2 separate regions of the Homo sapiens genome follow, and region 2 is linked to region 1. A link is an interaction called in ENCODE POLR2A ChIA-PET data of the cell type or tissue named here. Cell type or tissue: HepG2. All regions are shown on one strand. Links, peaks and the distances in the headings refer to the core of each region. The heading gives the core; the rest is flanking DNA. Region 1 has its middle 9.0 kb from the start of MIRLET7A1HG. Region 2 holds the start of NUTM2F (NUT family member 2F).

The links. Peaks named below come from ENCODE experiments on the same cell type or tissue, not always from the same donor. Only the 100,000 strongest peaks of a DNase experiment are listed, where the experiment ranks them.
Region 2: POLR2A ChIA-PET joins it to region 1 with 12 read pairs; 2 of 35 experiments call an interaction of 5 or more read pairs at or near these places.

The regions. Positions count from the first base shown.
Region 1 is chr9:94,155,107-94,159,489 of GRCh38, forward strand. It overlaps the pseudogene LOC107987099. Among named protein-coding and RNA genes, the nearest start is that of MIRLET7A1HG, 9.0 kb to the right of the region's middle. In HepG2, for the core only: no CTCF peak of the experiment used is centred there; a DNase peak (open chromatin) is centred at 2,075.
Region 2 is chr9:94,324,643-94,329,025 of GRCh38, forward strand. It overlaps NUTM2F (NUT family member 2F), which reads right to left and starts at 4,002. Exons shown (of 7, transcript NM_017561.2): 1 at 3,966-4,002; 2 at 596-1,292. The coding sequence starts at 3,981. In HepG2, for the core only: no CTCF peak of the experiment used is centred there; no DNase peak of the experiment used is centred there.

The sequences.
Region 1 (4,383 bases), core at 123-4,122:
ACTCAAACAAAAATTTAAAATTTTCAAATTTTTAAATTATTTTTATTTATTTATTTTTTTTTTTGAGACATAGTCTCACTGTCTCCCAGGCTGGAGTGCAGTGGCACAATCTCAGGTCACCGGAAGCTCCACCTCCCGGGTTCACGCCATTCTCCTGCCTCAGCCTCCCAAGTAGCTGGGACTACAGGCGCCCGCCACCACGCCCAGCTAATTTTTTGTATTTTTAGTAGAGACGGGGTTTCACCGTGTTAGCCAGGATGGTCTCGATCTCCTAACCTCATGATCCGCCCACCTCGGCCTCCCAAAGTGCTGGGATTACAGGTGTAAGTCACTGTGCCTGGCCAGGATCCCTTTCTTAGAAGGCAGGAAACTGAGATCCAAGGCTGCCCAGCTAGCAAGAACCAAGATTCTCCTGGGTCTGTGTGGCTTCTTCATTGGTGTGCTTTCCCCTACTTTTTGCTGCCCCATCTGGAAAGACCTGATCATGGGGTGATGCTGGTACTGGGTTTTATTTCTTTTATTTATTTTTGAGAGAGGGTCCTGCTGTGTCACCCAGTCTGGAGTGCAGTGGCACAATCACGGCTCACTGCAGCCTTGACCTCCTGGGCTCAAGGGATCCTCCCATCTCAGCCTCCCGAATAGCTGGGACTGCAGGCATGTACCACCATGCTCAGCTAATTTTTGCATATTTTGCAGAGATGGGGTTGTGCCATGTTGCCCAGGCTGGCCTCAAACTCCTGAGCTCAAGCAATCCACCTGCCTTGGGTCTCAAAGTGTTGGGATTACAGGTGTGAGCTGCCGTGCCCAGCTTGGTGCTGGGCTTTAGGGGTGAACTGAAGACCACCAGTTCCGGAGTATGAGATCTTGACTTTTTCTAGAAATATTAGAATGGTTGCATCTGAGATTTCATTTATTTCCCTCTAAATTATTCAGGTGATTTCTTCCATGTGGCTATTCTTTCAACAATGATCTGCATTTGGCTGTAGCAGAAGTCCATGAGCAGTGGCTTTAAAAAATTAGGGGTTCTATTTTTTTACTTTAATGAAATGTCCCAAGGTAGGAAGTCAAGGCTGGCTGGCTTGGGATCCGTGATGCTCCAGCCCTTTTCTCTCAGCCATTTGGTAGGTGCTCTTGTCAGCACGTAGTCACAGGATGGCTGTCCCATATAGGCATCCTGTCCATGATCCCGGCAAAGGGAAAGGGAAGGGTCAAGACTGGTCCCAGGGGCACATGCCCACTTTTAAGCAGCTTCCTAAAAGCCCACCTGACTGGATTCTACTTCTGCTTCCATTGCACACCTGGTTACTCCCAATGTCAAGGGAAGCAGGAAATGAATGTAGTATTTTTAGCTGCCCACATTGGTTCCCCCAAAGAATCAGAGTTCTTTGGGTAGAAAAGTGGTGAAAAACGGGTAGTGGGCTGGCAACCAGCAGTGTCTGCCAGGCCTGGGGCCTCCCTGCCTCAGGGTGGAAGCCCGGGCAGAGCAGAACCTGTGGGCTGGAGGGCCTCCCTGCAGGGCTTGCCTAAGTGTGTGTTAGTGCTCCCTTGGCAGGACACAGAGAGGCTCATCAGACCTGTCCACCAGCACCACCAGCACAAGGACCATGATCAAAACCATCGGAAACTGCCTGATCAGCGGCATCCACAGCCGCAGCCACATGGTTACCTCAAAGCAGGAGCTGGAGCATGCCTCCGAGTTGGAGAGGCTGCAGTGGGTGGCCTGGGACCTCACAGTCCCCCGCCAGCTCTGCCACCAGATGCTGAGGCTCCTGCAGCAGCACCAGAATGCGATATAGTTTCTGCGAGAAAGGACAAAAAGTTCAGGACGGAGATGAAGAGGCTCATGCACGATGGCATGGTCCCCCAGGTCCCTGAAAAGGACAACATGTCTATCAGGCACTAATTTCAAGAGCTCATTAAAGGAATAGATATTGCTGACTTGGTCCTGCCTGAGTTAGCCCAGGCGCTGGCCACCGTGGCCAGGCTGCCCGAGGCCTGCAGGATGGGCAGGGCCACGCAGAGCGAACTGTTGGAACAAACGCTCCAGGAGATTTTATGCAAGTCAGAGTTGGGCTTGCTGCCAAAACCGAACAAAGAGGCAAAGCTTCCTGGGGACCCATGTTATTCCTCCTCCACTTCCTCCACTGGTGTGTTCTCCACACAAGGAAGTGGGCTTAAGTCTAGGGAATCAACAGCGTAAAGTCATATTTTGGCCTCAAAATGTCAAAAACTTTGATCATTTTGCCTGTAATTTGAAAGTTGCTAGACTTCACTTCTTAAAAAGAAAAAAAAAAAAAAAACTTTCCACATTGTGATCTCTCTCTTGATTTGGGTTATTCTGCTGCTAATTAATCATCCAAAGTTTTTTTTTTTTTTCCATTTTTAATGGAAACCTGCTTTAAAAGCTTGTTGCTGAAAGCTAACATAGGAGGGCTTTAACTAGTGGGAGATGCTGAGCTTGGCTGGGCTGGAGGTGGTGCAGGAGGTGAGTTCTTGGCACAACTGAACAGAACAGCATCGTGCTCTGATGACTTACTGTGCAATTTCAGCTCAATTGAGCTTCAAATACTAGACATTACAACGGCAATGACTCCACAGAAATGAAGCCTTGGTTAGCTCTTGTCCATGGATTTTGTTCTTTTTCCTTCACAACAGTCCTAACTACAGTTTATTAAATGCTTACCATAGACTACTATGCACCCTTTATATTAATGAGTTAATTTAATTCTCAAAATAACTAAAAGAGCTGAGAATTATTATCTCCACCTTATAGGTGGACACTCAGGGTCAAAAAATGTAAATAACTGGTTTAGGATCACATATTTACTTAAACAGTGAGCCGTAAAACAAATTCAAGTCCATCTGGGTGAGGCCTGACTTCTTGTAGGATATTCCTAAGTCTCTGAAAGCAGTACTGATTTGGAAACATCACCTTAAAGAACACTGCTGGCCTGCCGCGGTGGCTCACGCCTGTAATCTCAGCACTTTCGGAGGCCAATGCGGGAGGATCACTTGAGGCCAGGAGCTTGAGACCATTCTGGGCAACACAGGAAGACCCTGTCTCTACAAAAAAAAAAATTTTTTTAAATGGTCAAGCATGGTATCCCCCACCTGTAGTTCCAGCTACTTGGGATGCTAAGGTGAGAGGACAGCTTTAGCCTAGGAGTTCGAAGCTGCAGTGAGCTATGATCGTGCCACTGCACTCCAGCCTGAGTGACAGTGACATCCTATCTCAAAAAAAAAACCACTATTACAATTCTCCAGAAGTTCACTCACTCTTCTTTCCAGTCCACTAGTTTTTATTAAACATTTATCTTAAAATTCAGTGTTTATGAATTACTTTGTGAATGTCTATTATGACAAGCACTGAGTTTAATGCTTTACATACATTACGTTATGAGAACTCCATTCCACCTGAGGAGGTAAGCATTAGAGTGCCTAGTGCCGAACGAACAGACAGATGAACTGAGGTGAAAGGAGATCAGCAGTTTGTCGAAAATCGCAAATAGCATGGTAGAAATGTGGGTTCTAGATGTTACTCTCAAGCCAGTCCTCCTCCTAACCACTTTATTAGTAACATCTCTGGTTGCATGTGACAGAAATTCCATCCAGCTCCAGGTGAGAAAAGAGGGAAATGTACAGCTTCTGATGCTCAACGGGGAAGGGATGGAGTGTCCTTGAGGATGCCTGGATGTGGGGACTCAGCTGCTATCATGACCTCTTTCTCTGTTTTTTGTCTCTTTTTCTTTTTTCTTTTTGAGACAGAGTCTTGCTCTGTCACCCAGGCTGGAGTGCAGTGGCACCAATCAGCTCACTGCAACCTCCGCCTCCTGGGTTCAAGCGATTCATTCTCCTGCCTCAGCCTGCCAAGTAGCTGGGACTACAGGCGCCCGCCACCACACTTGGCTAATTTTTGTATTTTTAGTAGAGACGGGGTTTCACCATATTGGCCAGGCTGGTCTCAAGCTCCTGACCTTGTGATCCGCCCGCCTCAGCCTCCAAAGTGCTGGAATTACAGGCGTGAGCCACCGCGCCCAGCCTTGACTCTGTTTCTTGACTCTTGCTTTGCTTTTTCTGCTGTGGACTGACTTCTTCTCACATGTCATTACAGCTTGGGATCTGCAGCTAAGAGGACTTCCTTCTCCCAGTCCATGTTTACATTTCCAGGAAGGGACACTGGCCTTATTGAGGTACTGTCCCCTTATAGGACTTACCAGTGTGTGTTACCCACTCACCTCTGTGGTTAAGGTACTGTGATTAACAGCTGAGACCACAACCCCACAACTAAAGTGGGGCAGGAGCTGTATTTCAAAAGAAGAGGCATGCTTCCAGGCCAGAGGACACAAATTTAGATGACTTCAGGGGCCAGGCTTGTAGTAAGAA
Region 2 (4,383 bases), core at 252-4,251, 170 kb after region 1:
ACAGAGTGAGACTCCATCTCAAAAAAAAAAAAAAAAGAAAAGAAAAGAAAAGAAAGTAAGTATTGGGGCGGGGCATGATGGCTCATGCCTGTAATCTCAGCACTTTGAGAGGCTGAGGCGGGCAGATCACCTGAGGTCGGGAGTTCAAGACCAGCCTGACCAACATGGAGAAACCCCATCTCTACGAATACAAAATTGGCCAGGCATGGTGGCACATGCCTGTAATCCCAACTACTCAGGAAGCTGAGGCAGCAGAATCACTTGAACCCGGGAGGCGGAGGTTGTGATGAGCTGAGATCGCGCCATTGCACTCCAGCCTGGGCAACAAGAGTGAAAGTCCATCTCAAAAAAAAAAAAAAAATTAAGGATTGGCTGGACTCACGGGACAGTGACAGGCAGTTGACGTGAGGCCCCTGACAGTCTGTCCTGAGCCGCAGCCAGATTAATGTTGCTGAAAACGTACCTTCCCATAGCACAACCCATCACCCTCACAACCGCCCTGCAAGCTCCCCTGAACAGTGTGACCTCCTGTCCATCCAGCAGCCTCTTTATGAGTGAGCTGCAGGACAAGCTCCGGCGCCCCGAGGACACTCACATGAGGAAGCAGGAAAGCGCTTCAGTGTCAGGACTCTGGGGAAGGTGCCTCCGGGCCAGGGGCTTGTAGTGCTGCCAGAGTCGGAAGTTCTCATAGACACTCTTGGGTTTACAGGAGTCGTCCGGCCGGGCCTTGGCCTGGGAGGGAGCCAGGCTGCCCTCTCCATGAGCCCCTTGTGGCCATGGCCTAGCGTTCCCTGGGGACACGATGGGGGCCACCTGGGCAGCCGGTGGTGGTGGTGGAAGAGGAAGGCCATGGGACCAGCCTCCCTCACAGGCCTGGGTGCCCCCAACCACCTGGGCAGAGGTAACGGGCACCCCAGGAGCAGCTGCCAGGAGTAGGGGAGGTGGACACATGACACCTCCACAGAGGGTGCCTGGAGCCTGCCAGACGAGGGGGGCCTGAGTTAGGATCAAGGTCTGTGCCTGAGGGGGCTTCACAGGCCCCACTTCTGTCCTCATCTGGACAAAGACGTTGGAAGCCCCGGCCCCACTCGGGCCGCGGCCATCCTGTCCTGCCACTAGAGGGGTGCTGGGGAAGGCAGAGAGCACCAGAGGGCCGGCTGGAGGAACCACTGCAGTCACGAGGGGCGGCCTGTGTGCTGGGCCGGGAGCGGGTGTGGCAAAGGGCAGAGCCGTGAACACAGACAGGGAGGTGCCAGGGTTCACGGTCACGCCGGGTCCCAGCACTGGGTATGCTGTGGAGACAAAGGAAAGAGGTGAATGAGCTGGCGTCTCCAGGTCCACACTAGTCACTGGGGAATCAGGGGAGTCCCAACAGCTGAGGGCATGTGACAGGGAAACTCTGCAGCTTGCAAGTGTCCCTGAGTGTGCATCAGATGCTCTGTTCCTCCACGGCAGAGTCGCTCCACTAGAGAGCCTGGCGCCAGTCACCAAGACTCCCTGACCCTTGTCTGCCAAGAAGAAACAGCCAAGCCTTTGCTGTCTCTGAGGGTCTCCCTCGGGTGTCCCTGGCAGACTGCACCAGCCTCACAGGCATCTCCCAAGCCATGGGTCAGGGATGAGTCTCTCGGTGGCTTGGTGGCTCTCAGTGTGCTCAGCAGCAGGTGAGGGGCCTACCCCAGGGCAGTGCTCGGCATTCAGAAGGCCGACAGGAAACCAGAAGTTTCCGAATATTATGGCCCCATCTCCTCTTCAGTCTTCCTTTCCCTGAAGCTCTTGTAAACCCCTTTCTTTCCTAGCTCAACACAACAAAAGAAAACCACTGGATAGGCCGGGCGTGCTGGTTCATGCCTGTCATCCCAGCGCTTTGGGAGGCCCAGGCGGGTGGATCACCTGAGGTCAGGAGTTGAAGACCAGTCTGGCCAACGTGGTGAAACCCCGTCTCTACTAAAATACAAAAATTAGCTGATGGTGCGTGCCTGTAATCCCAGCTACTCAGGAGGCTGAGACAGGAGAATTGCTTGAACCGAGGAGGCAGAGGCTGCAGTGAGCCGAGATCGTGCCACTTCATTCCAGCCCGGGTGACAGAGCGAGACTCCGTCTCAAAAAAAAAAAAAAAAAAAAAAAAGAAAACCACTGGATGGAAACTCACCCAAGCCAGTGCCCTAGGAACCCTGAAGATAACCCATAACACATCACGCCCAGCATGCAAGTGATTGTCCTGGCACCACCCACACAAGTGTTAAATAGGGGTCAGATTCAGGCCACCCATTCCTCAGTGCTCAGTGGTCCCAGCTGCCACTCAGGAAGCTCAGTTCCCAGGGAGCAGATCTGAGAAGCAGTGGTGGAGTCCCCTGAGATATTGTCATTGTGTAGCCAGCAACAGCTGCACATGACTAGAACACAGCCAGCAAATGGTGAGCAGCAGGGCTATCAGGGGAGGTGTCTAGGGATTTTCTTTTTTTTCTTTTTTTTTTTTTTTGAGACGGAGTCTCGCTCTGTCACCCAGGCTGGAGTGCAGTGGTGCGATCTCAGCTCACTGCAACCTCTGCCTCCCAGGTTCAAGCACTTCTCCTGCCTCAGCCTCCTGAGTAGCTGGGATTACAGGCGCCCGCCACCATGCCCAGCCAATTTTTGTATTTTTAGTAGAGACGGGGTTTCACCATATTGGTCAGGCTGGTCTTGAACTCCTGACCTCGTGATCCACATGCCTTGGTCTCCCAAAGTGCTGGGATTACAGGCGTGAGCCACCGCGCCCGGCCAGGGATTTTCACAGCTGCTAGTCATGTTACACTAAATAGTGGGACAGGGAGCCCATCTCTGGTCCTTCTCCTTTGAGCTCCCAGTAACTGAACATAGGGACCAACGAAGAACCAGGGGTTCTTGGGCCACAGGCCAGGTGAGGCAGAGTTGTCTGGAACTCATCCCTGTTCACTAGGACCTCATGCAGTCTCTAGCCAAGGGGAATAAGGGATACAGCACATGCACCTCATCAGTCAGGACACACATCCTAGTTTGAATAATAATAATAATAGGACTGTCTTCCTATTTGTGCGCTACTCTCCTTCCTCTACTGAAAAGGAAACCAGCCTTTTCAGAGCCTTCCACTGAGAACCAGCAAGAATCCACACCTGTCGCCCGTTCATGAGGTAGTATAAATGGAACAGGAGCAAATTCTTCACCTCCACAGTAACACAAAGTACAGAGGACGGGCCATGAGCTAGCTGACGAGAGGAAGTGGGTCTGAAGACCTGAGCTTCCACCAAAGGGCAAACAATTCAGAACAACTCAGGAAACCCAGGCCCTGTGTTGCCTGAACTTCCCCATTCTGCCCCCACCCCTGTTAAATCAAAGCCAACAGCTACCTGAACTGACGGAGAAGCCATCTCTGGGGAGGAAGCTGAGAGGCTCTGGGCTGTGGCAGTTGCAGTGGCCCCCAGCCTTGCCCACCCAGAGGCTGTCACTACATGCTCTGTCACAGCCAACCCACCCAACAGTTTTCTGGCTGAGACCACTTCTCCCCACTCCTCTCTAAGAACTAGAAAACTCCAGTCCAAATCCCTCTAAACACTATGGAAGGGCACCTTCCAGGTGCCTGAAGACACGGCACAGGGCTCAGGCTTGCCCGTCATTCTCCCTGGGCCACCAGCACAACACGATCCCACCACTCCCTACAAACACAATGACGTGACCTGTCCCCCTCTAGAAAGGATCAACCCATCCTCTCCATCCTTTCCACTACACGGTGTATTCCCCCAGGCATCTTGGTCCGCCTCTAAGGAGCCCTCCTCCCTAACCACAGACTCAGGGTGCCATGGCCATCCCCAGGTGTGATGTCCCTGGGGACATCCAGTGCTCCCTCCCTCAACATCAGCCCTATAAGCTGTCCCCAGGGACAGTTCAAATTTGAATTCCCAAGGAGTTGAGGCAAGGCAGACTCGGATAATGCCCCATCCCTACAGGCTCACCTCCATTTGAAGCCATCCCCTCAGGCTGGGCACTGACCACCACTGTCTGGCAGCTTCCGCAATGAAAAAAGTCAAGGGCAGGACCCAGAGAGTGACCTGACTCAGCAGATCCTCCTGAGTCCAAGTGGAGCAGGGATAATTTGCATATAAACAGGTTTGGAACACAGGACCCCAGACATTCTGCAGAGGGGGAGGGGCAGTGGGCAGCCGGGCTTGGCGGGGGTGGGGGACATTCTGTGAAGGGCTCTGGCCAGTAGGCAAGAACCTGAGGTTCCCTTGGTTCAGTTGGTTGCCATCCAACTGGATGGCAGCAACACAGACAGTGTGCGCCTCTTTAGGCAACTTTTAAATTGTCCTTCTGACTCACAGCAAAAGCTTCTACCTGATGTCCCCTTTACTTCCATTCTTTATCAACAGA